Regions from separate parts of the Mus musculus genome. Here region 2 is linked to region 1. A link is a loop called in an ENCODE intact Hi-C map of the cell type or tissue named here. Cell type or tissue: gastrocnemius. All regions are shown on one strand. Links, peaks and the distances in the headings refer to the core of each region. The heading gives the core; the rest is flanking DNA.

Evidence for each region. Hi-C counts contacts between places; a loop is a spot of excess contacts. Peaks named below come from ENCODE experiments on the same cell type or tissue, not always from the same donor. Only the 100,000 strongest peaks of a DNase experiment are listed, where the experiment ranks them.
Region 2: a loop joins it to region 1, with 16 times the contacts of the local background. A loop is called at or near these places in 2 of 42 quality-filtered maps.

Annotation. Positions count from the first base shown.
Region 1 is chr4:88,828,598-88,833,986 of GRCm38, forward strand. No RefSeq gene overlaps it. Among named protein-coding and RNA genes, the nearest start is that of Ifna6, 4.0 kb to the left of the region's middle. In gastrocnemius, for the core only: a CTCF peak has its summit at 2,131 (motif pointing left); a DNase peak (open chromatin) is centred at 2,101.
Region 2 is chr4:88,569,528-88,574,916 of GRCm38, forward strand. It overlaps Ifna14 (interferon alpha 14), which reads right to left and starts at 2,271. Exons shown (of 1, transcript NM_206975.1): 1 at 1,702-2,271. The coding sequence starts at 2,271. The coding sequence ends at 1,702. In gastrocnemius, for the core only: no CTCF peak of the experiment used is centred there; no DNase peak of the experiment used is centred there.

The sequences.
Region 1 (5,389 bases), core at 248-5,247:
TGTCGTATATGGATCATCTACCCTTACTGCTAATGAGTTTTATTGTTTAGGGTTCTAAGTATGAGGAAGATCATGTATAGCAATGCAAAACAGATCAAGAAAAAGGAGTAGCCTGCCTATATAGCACAGAAAAGCAGGACAAGAAGAAACTGGGAATTAACTCCACTCGTAATAAGACTCCTATACCAGTCCTGGAAATGAATCTCACGAGGAACCTGAAATGACTCTAGAATTAACCCTCTGAAACACCACTAATCCTTCACCATTTCCTGGACCCTTCCTGTTCACATTTTCTACTTCTTCTCTGTCTGTTACTCCTCCTCTTCCTTCTCTTCCTCTTCCTCCTCCTCCTCCTCCTCTTCCTACCTATCTCTATCTTCTTTGAAATACACCTTGTGCATGATACAGCACCATCTCCGGAACATGGGTAATTGATCTCTCTGGGGGCCTCAACCCTGAGGAAACCAGAATCTGTTCCTCCCAGCAGCCATCAGTGGACATCGTTCCTCTACTGGAGGTCGAATTGCCTCTGTTTTCCAAGCTGATATTTTGTCTGGCTTGGTCTTTTTCATTCAGTCATTGCCACTCTCAACCCACATGAGTAACTATTCTGCTGTGTTTAAGAACACAGCTTTGCTGCCGTCATCCACTGCCTCTGGATCTTCCAATTCTTCTGCTCCCTCTCAAAGGATCCCTGAGGCAAGGAAATCAGCCCTTTATTTCCTGCCTAGTGACCAGTTGAGAGTCTCTCTGTTCACTGAAATGGACTGCTAGAGGTTTCTGTTGTAACCATTGGCCTCTGCAGGAACCCTCTCTATAATGTAAATTCTATTTCCAAATCAGGTATTGTGACAGCATAAACACAACACTTCTCTACTCATTGTTATATTGATGGCTCCACATAGATTTTAAATATGATACTTCTGAGAAAAATATTAATGAAAGTTTTATATGGATTGCATTGACACTGAAGATCACCTGAAAGCATAGACACTTTCATAACATTATCTTATTAATGCCCATAGATCTTGTCGTCATTGTCTTAGTACCTAACATTTTTCCTACTACTCTGTCCTTTAGATGATATATCAGTTCATTTTTTCAGTTTCATTTCCAATGACATCATATTTTTTGTTCAGTGCCACAAACCAACATCAGGGTTTTCTTTCTAGGAACGTAGAGAAGAGAAATAGAAATGAGTTGGAGACGTCAACCATCAAACCAACACCTCAGAAGAGAAGAAAGAATAAATGAAAAAAGCACAGAGAGTTGAGTCACTGCAAGCCATTCTGTCTGTTACAAGTAACTCAACACCTATACCATTAGACACATTAGGCCCTGAATATTAATCACTGAATTAAATATTCAATAAGAATTGATGACTGACAAATATATTATATGGGGACCAGTGTGTTAAACTGAAACTGAAAGTGGAATTACAGATATATGTATATATTATATATGATGTCCTGTATATATGTTTTATATACTATTAATTATATATGTGTACATATGTGTGCACACACAGCTTTCTCTCTGATAGACTCCCAGTACCTCCCTGCTGTCCCAGACCCCAACGTTCAGTGTCACTGTCTTTGTCTCCCCCTCCCTGATGTAGGAAGCCCCCGTGTGTGCTCCTCATTCTCTCTGCATTACCCAGCTCTCCTCACTGTACAGCTGCTGTCTGTTTCATCTTGATTCCTGACTGGAGTTTGTTTGTTTGTTTGTTTGTTTGTTTGTTTTTTGTTTTTGTTTGTTTGTTTGTTTTTCTGAAAACACATGACCACTGTGGAAACCAGAATGAATGAGTTCAAGGCTTCAATGAAACTTTCATATATGAGAATTTCCTCTTAATTTTAGACTTTAGAAAATATTCTTCTAATGACCTAATACTGATTATTTCATCAAAGGAAAAGAAAAACAAGGGAATAAAGGAGAAAGTCAGAAAAGAAAAAGAAGATGAAGGAAAGAAAAAAAAGGAAGTAAGGAAGGGAGGGAGGGACGGAGGGAGGTAGGAGTGGGGGGAAAAGAAGAAAGTTAAAAAAAAAGAAAAAAAGAAAGGAAAAGGAAACCAAATCTTCAATCATGAGAAAAATTTAGAGACGAAGAGAGCCACCTACTGGCCAGGCCTGCAAAGAACAAACAGGAAAGTTCCTCATGAATTCTATTTCCTGGCACTTTCCTCCAAACTAAAATACACTTTCCCCAGATAAGCTGACTTCAGGAAGACTTCATTCCCTTCAAACTCATCTTCGGAAGGGAAACTCTCTCGGTTCCCCAGGTCATATCTTCTGGACAATGGACAGATAATTATGCATAACAAGGTCTTTTGTGTCCTTTCCCTCTATCCTCCTATAACCGAAGTGATCTCGAGAAGGAGGTGCCTGTGTGCGATCCCTCTAGTAAGGATTCACAGCCAAACTCACATCATTTTGATCAGTAGGTAATGCTCTGTGAAATTGAGACAACCAACTCTGAGCTAGGAATTCTGTAAGATTGCATGTGAACCCATAGAAAAGACTCTTCACCCTGCTTTGCCTGCTGAGGCCAGCAACAGTGGGTTTGGCAAATGCACTGATTTATGACTGTCTTTTGATCTGTGATCTCAATAGCTCAGGTAATTACACAATGTCACATGCACATGGAACAATGTGAATCTGTGTTCCAGGCCATAGTCAGTCTACACTGAAGCAGAATAGCTTAGTTCATATTTCTACTGGATCAAGATCTGTGATTTGCAGGTGCATGGCTCAACATATCAGGGCTCTTGAGCCCTCAGCCTCTTTGAGTTTTGAAGGACACTTGAACAGAAACACACAATGTGTATCTGTACATAGACCTGCCAAGAAAAGGCTAGAACTTCAGTTCCTTCTTAAGAAAGATTTCTCTGTCTCTTTGGAAGGAGAAAATGCCCACATGAGTATTGCCATGTCTGAGTCCTCACAGGGAACAGAGGAATAAGAAAAAAATATATATGATAGGGAAGTATGTTGGTGATTTGTATATTTGCAGAAAATCAAGTGATATCAAGGTGAGTTGCAGTGGTAAAGATCTGGTAATTGAAGTAGACTTTGTTGGGGGTTTTAATTACTGGAAAAACAGCTATTGGTGTGACTACTAAACATGTTTCAGATATGACTTCCTGTAATGTTTCTTTGGCAGTTATTTTTACTGTTAGCTTTCATGGTTAAATAATAATAAAAAATATGAACTAGGTCCAGATATGAAACTGCTCAAAAAATATGTTGTGTTTTACAGCGTTGATTTAATAACTTGTTTTTATTAAACAAAATTTGAAAAATCAAGACACAGAAATGGAAGAACTGAGACAGGAGAATGCAGTAGGGGACAAAGTACTGAGCTATCATTCCTGCGCACATAAGGAGACTAGATTCAATGCATACCCAGGCCACATAGAAAGGATATTAGAGTCAGGGAGCATCACACAGCTGTCCATGAAGACATATCTGTGTACAGTAACACCATGTAAGCTGGAGACTGCCAAGTTTGTCAAGTTTCAGGATTGAGAGTGTGAACATGGCCATATCCAGGTCTCTGTGTCTGCTATTGCTGAGCTGCAGTGACCAGTACCCACTGATGTAAAGCAGGACAGAGAAACATCTTAACTAAAGGAGGAAGTCCACCCAATGATCTGGCTAACATCCTAGCTAAATCAGTGAGGTTCAAGGCCATTGTGAGGCACTGTGAGGAAGGCATCAGGAAGAGAGCAATAGAGCATACCTGACACCCATCTCTGTCTTCCATACACACATGCACATGCACAGGCCAGCACAGCTGAAAGTCTTTGCACTTGCCGAGGTGGTGAAGCCTATTCACCACTTTCTCCTTTATCAGATTGTGTCAAGTCATACATCAAGGTACTGGCTGCTAGGCAGTTCATTATTTTACTGTATGATGAATATGGATCTATTTTGATTCTTTAGAGGCAACCATGTAATTAGATGAGCACCATTTGTTGACAATTGTCTCTCAATTCCAGCGTTTTTTTTGTTTTGTTTTGTTTTTGTTTTGTTTTTTTTTTTTTTTTTTTTTTTTTTTTTTTTTTTTTTTTTGCAAAAAATGAGATTACAGTAAGTGTTAGGAATTGTGACTGGGTCTTTAATCCTCTAAACCTATGCTCTTCTTATCATTATTGGTCTGTAATACATTGTGAGTTCAAGGCTGGTGACACCTGTACCAGTTCTTTCATTTTTCAGTATTGCTATAGAACTTGTACTCAATTTATGTAAAATAGTTGATTTTAGTTAACTGCAATATATATTTGTTACATGTTTTAGATTAAAAAAATTCTGATTGTACACCCATGCTGTGTGTTTACATTTGCATGTGTGTACAGTGGTGCCAGATGTCAATCAATGTCAGGTTTTTACCTCATTTTCTGTGACTGGATCTCTCACTTAAGCAAGGGCTCACCATTGCTGTAGCCTGACTGGCTGGTGAGCTTGTGATGGCTGTTCTTGGATGTCAACTTAACTAAATGTGGGATTAACTGAAAGCTCAAAAGATAAGGGCACATCTGAGACTTAGTTTTGCTCAACTTGGAGTGGGAAAATCCACTCTAATCAGGATCTCTAAAATGGGAAGACACAGCTTTAATTGGGATCTTTGAGGTGTGAAGACTCACCTGTGCTATGAGCCAGGCCTTCTGCCGGAAGCCTGTGTAAGTCCATGAAGAAAAGATGCTTTTGCTGTTTGCCTGTGTGCTTTCCCCTTGCCAGCAATCCATTCCTTCACTGGCACTAGAGCCTAATGGTGTTGGAATCTGGCACATAGTGAATGTCAGCTAAGAAATCCACCCTAGTGAACAATTACTGGATTCTTTGAAATTATGCTCATAGGCAGACATTTTCTGAATTGGTTAGACCACATTCTTAAGCCATTCTAACATCAGGCATACACATATATATGTGTGTTTGCATTTCACATACATACATATACATACGCATACATACACATACACATACACACACACACACACACATACACATACACATACACACACATACACATATACATATACATACATAGAAAGAGAGAGTAAAAGAGAAAAATTCTATAAATTCTAATTCTCTTGAAGATACTAACTAGTATAGTGTTTCAGGTAACTCTCTGTATCTCCTTTTCACTGTCAGGATTATAGGCATGCACTCCTCTACAGGACTTTGTGTGGGTTCTGAAACACCGATCAGCTATTTCTGCATTTTCTGCAATAACTTTCCTGACTCAGCTATCTCCGCATTGTGTAGTTTAATTATCAAGTAAGTCTCCAAAATTATACCGTATTTGTGTTTGAAAAAGTACTAGCCATAGTGACATTCAGAAAAAAAAATGTGACAAATAATGCTACTGGTATTTAACTTGTGAAAAA
Region 2 (5,389 bases), core at 159-5,158, 260 kb before region 1:
CTGCATATGTATCAAAAGATGGCCTAGTCGGCCATCACTGGAAAGAGAGGTCCATTGGACATACAAACTTTATATGCCCCAGTACAGGGGAACGCCAGGGCCAAAAAATGGGAATGGGTGGGTAGGGAAGTGGGGGGGAGGATATGGGGGACTTTTGGGATAGCATTGGAAATGTAATTGAGGAAAATACGTAATAAAAAAATAAAAGAAAAAAGAAAATATCCAATAAAAGAAAAAAAAAAGGCCAGAAAAGCCTAGAGAGATGCATTGAACACAGATCTGTGAAGGAAAAGTGGTGTTCTAAAAGATTCCTTTTGTACATATTTCAAATCTCTTGGTGAGGTTTGCTCCAAGGGCCATTTCTTAGGCTGTTTTGGTAGCATTTGATTGCTAGATTACTTCTTGGAATGCTCGTCAGTTGTCCCTATATAGATAGAGGAGTTACTACAGTGTGCTGTAACGTCATACTGTGTACACGACTTCAGTGATATTTGCTATTCTAAATTCTTACATTCCTAGAAGTTGAGAGTAGAATAGTAGGAATCAAATTCAGGGAACTCAGAGACTGCTAAAGACTGGGGAAGAGTTAGTCAAAGAGCACCAAGTCACAATGAAGGGGCTCTAGCAAGCCTGAGCATGGCAAACATGGATCTGTCAGAACGTGCCCTTCTCCACCAGTCCCTCTGCCTTGCTGAAAAGCATTAGATTACTCATAAAGCTAGGCACCAAGCGCTATTCCCTTATTCAGCTACATTATTCACCTGAGGCTGACTTCCAAGATCCAGCTATCAAAGAATTGAAAATCAGCAATCAAAAGCCCCCTAGTTGCTGTGCTAATTAAACTGTCCAACCAAGATCAAACACCTCCTTCTAACACAAGGTTTCATCTTTTATCTATATAAATAGATATTTGCCTATGAGCTATGTCTGTTTCTCTCTATCAAGAAGCCGTCCTTTGTCCCCCATCCTCATGGCAAGTATCATTCCCCTTCTCCCTTGTTTTCTTCCTTGTCTCTCTAGTCCTGTATACCCTGTATTTGTCTCTTATTCTCTGCCCCTTGTCTCTCCAGGTCAAATAAATCTCCTTTGTATTGAGAACGTGGTCTTGAAGTGTTTTGTGCCAATACCAGTCTCTTTACACAGGTTAACAGGAGCAAGGAAGTCTGACTTACAATTGCACATCATGCTGGCTGTACATAAAGAAGAATATTATACACTGGTGAAGAGGAAAGACTCAGGATTTTACCATCAGTGAAAGAGAAGCATGTCACGAGTGTATCTTCTTGTCTGAACACTATGCAATGACACATGAATCAACAACACTTTGCAGCCTGGCAGAATACCAGTATAAGCATTAAAAAATTAAAAAGAAGTAAAGAATAAACAATTTTTAAAAGAATCATTTACTAATGATTTATGGAAAAACTATTTCAAATAATAATACAATAAATGTTACATCACATAAACAGATAAATAATAAGGGCTTAAATAAACTATAAATAAATAAATAAATAAATAAATACAGAATGGAAGCAGAACAAATGCATTTACAGATAGACACAACATTGATTATCATTGATGAAATATCTTAGCAATTTGCTTGAATTATTGCCAGAATGAATGACAGTTTTGAGATGGCAGTCTGAGCAGTGAGGTACAATGTCCTAGTCCAGGAGAGTCCTTTCCACTTTGGCTCAGGACTCACTTCTCTTCTTTCAGGCTGGTCAGCAACTTGGCTGAGGAAGACAGGGCTCTCCAGATTTCTGCTCTGACCACCTCCCAGGCACAGGGGCTGTGTTTCTTCTCTCTCAGGTAAACAGTGATCCTGTGGAAGTATTTCCTCACAGCCAGCAGGGAGTCTTCCTGGGTCAGGGGAGGTGCCTGTATCTCTACCTGCTGCATCAGACAGCCTTGCAGGTCATTGAGCTGAGTGTTGAGGTCATTGCAGAAGGAGTCTAGGAGGGTTGCATCCCAAGCAGCAGATGAGTCCTTTGATGTGAAGAGGGTCAGGATCTGCTGGGTCAGCTCACTCAGGACAGGGATGGCTTGAGCCTTCTTGATCTGCTGGGCATCCACCTTCTCCTGCGGGAATCCAAAGTCCTTCCGGTCCTTCAGGCAGGAGAGAGGGGAGAGTCTCCTCATTTTTACCAGAAGTGTCAAGGCTCTCTTGTTCCTGAGGTTATGAGTCTGAGGCAGGTCACATCCTAGACAGCAGGTTGACCAGTAGCTCATCACCAGCAGGGTCATCAGGAAAGCACAGAGCCTAGCCATTGTGGATCTTGCAGATGTCGCTGGTCCCCTGGGCTGTTTGGTCCTGAACCTTCCCCTCTAGGTTCTCTGAAAACCATCCTGTATGGATGTGTTTTAAATAGGGCAAACACTAATTTTCAATTCCTGAAATCTCTTTCCTTACTTCCCAATAATCTTTTCACTTTCTTTAACTCATTCTCTGTTTATGTCTGGGTATTTTTTCTGAACCATTTTGGTTTTCTCTATTGCTTTCTCTTTCACTACTCCATTCTGAAAGCTGTTTTACAGGTTTTCTTTTTACTCAGAATTTTCATTAACTGTTTCACTACGCATAGTCTTTGCTAGGAACTTACACATCCACTTAAAGACATACTTTACAATAAAGAAAATACATACTATATATTATTATATAATATGTGCACACACAGCTTTATCTCTGATAAACTCCCAGTATCTCCCCGCTGTCCCAGACCCCATCTTTCAGTGTCACTGTCGTTGTCTCCCCCTCCCTGATGCAGAAAGCCCCAGTGTGTGCTCTTTATTGTATTTTCTTTATTGTAAAGACAAAATTTCTTACAAAATTTATTGAACTTTATTTTACACTTAACTTTTTACATACATCTTCAAAAACATTTAAATCACAGTATAAGGTATAATGCAAGTTTTTAAATTAAAAATATATAGAAATAATTGTATACTTTAAATTTTTTCAGTAAAGTTCTAAAATTGAGTTGTTTATGTTGCCTTCATTAAGTATGATGTAAATTTATATAAAAGGTTAATTTAATCATCACTATATATTAGTATTTATCTAATGATTGTCATGTCACCACAAGAACTTAAGGTGTAAAAAGCTTTGCTAGTCAAGTTTGATGACCTGAGTTTGATTCCTGGAACCTACAGTTGCAGTAGAGAACCAACTTTTTCTCCATCAATTCTTCCCCCTCTTTTTTTCTCATGCCTTCCCTTCCTTCTCTCCTCTCTTCTCCTCTCCTCTCCTCTCCTCTCTTCTCTTCTCTCTCTCTCTTTCTCTCTCTCTTTCTCTCTCTTTGCCATTTTTTGAACATAGTCAGCATTAGATTCGTAGAAAATCATTATCTAAGTTCCAAAAACAGAAGGAAATTCTTTTACATGAGAGATTCTTTGAAACCTTGAACTATGTCATTTTTTAGTTCAATTAGTGCTTATGCATTTTTTAGGGACAAAATCCAATCAGGAGTCAAGATGTAATAGAGAACAGCTGTACAGTGAGCAGAGCAGATTAATGAAGAGAGAATGAGGAGCACACACTGGGGCTTTCTGCATCAGGGAGGGGGAGACAAGGACAGTGACACTGAAAGATGGGGTCTGTGACAGCAGGGCGGTACTGGGAGTTTATCAGAGATAAAGCTGTGCATGTACATATTATATAATAATATATAGTATGTAGTGCTATTATAAATCACACATATAGTACACCATGTTTGATATAGAATTTTATTTGTAATTCCACTTTCAGTTTCAATCTTGGACACTTATCCCTTTATAGTATTTGTCAGTTGTGAATTCTTATTAAATATTGAATTCAGTGATTAATATTGAGTGTCCAGTGTTTATAATGGCCGAGATATTCAGGAAGCTCCGACTGACAGCAAGGGCTTTCAGTCCCTCAACTGTCTGTAGTTTTTCATTTACCCTTTCATTTTTCCTATGGTGTTGGTTTGAAAAATCTCCACTTCTGTTTTATTTGTCTTTTCTACTTTCCTAGAAAGAAAACTCTGATGTTGGTTTGTGGCATTGAACCAAAAAAAAAAAAAAAATAGGATGTCATTGGAAATCAAAACTTAAAAAAAGGAACTGATGTGTCATTCAAATTGCAAAGTAGTAGCAAAAACGTTAGCTACTGAGATAAAATGGACAAGACCCATGGTAATGAAATAAAACAATGTCACAAAAGTGACTATATTTTCCAGTGATCCTCAGTGTCAGTGCAATCCAAATAAAACATTCAACAATGTTTCTCCCAGATATATCACGTTTAGAATACATATGGAACCATGTAGGTACCAAAGAATAGAATAAATTCTATTCCTAATGTAACTATACCTGATCTGAAATTACAGCTTACATCCAAGACAAAGTTATTGCACTAACCAACCTTTCCCACACAAAGCCCTTGCAGTCCATGCCAATAAACACATAGACATACAACTAACATAAAAGGTTTACTTCATAGCCTCAAGGATCATTGCAGAAGAGGAAGCAGAAAAACTGTTAAGAGCCAGAGACAGTGAATAACTACAGCAAAGCCATGTTCTTGGACACAAAGGGGTAGTTACTCATGTGGACTGAGAGTGGCTATGGCTGAATGAACATGACTAAGTCAGACAAAATATCAGCTTGGAAAATGGAGGCAATTCCACTTCCATCTGAGGAATTATGGCAACTGATGACTTCTGGGAGACAGAGATTCAGTTATCCTCAGGGATGGGGCTCCTGAGAGCAGCTACCCATGCTCCACAGATGGTGTTGTACCATGCACAACTAGAAGGACTAAGAAGAAGCAAAAGCACATGGAAGAAGAGGAAGCAAAAGAAGGAGGAGGAAGATAATGACTATTGTGATGAAGAAGAGGAACACTAGAATAAAAACATGGGAAAGGGGAAGGAGAAGAGCCAGTGAAATTGAGAGGGAATAATGGTGTATCAAATGATTAACTATAGAGGTATTTTGTATCCCTGGTGGGATTTATTCCAAGGGCTGGTTCTTGAGGCTGTTATGAGTGGGTCTGATATTCCCAGTTACTTCTTGGTATGTTTGTCTGTGCTAAATAGGCGAGCTAGCCATTTTTCTTGATCTATTTGCATTGCTGTCCATGATCTAACTTTAAGAAACCCAAGGGGTTAAACTCATTGATGATAAGAATAGATGATAGGTGCCAGGGGTCAGGGCACTCAGATGGAAGTTTAATATTGAGAATGTTAGGTGAATGAGGACTAAAACACATTATGACAGGAACAAGATTTTCTGACTTTTCATAGCACAGCATGCTGTCTCTACATCCTAAAGAATACTATATACTAGGGAAAAATAGAGGCAAAGCTTTAGGGTTTGTTTAAATTCTGTGCAGTATACACATGTCTCTGGTTTTTGACATTGT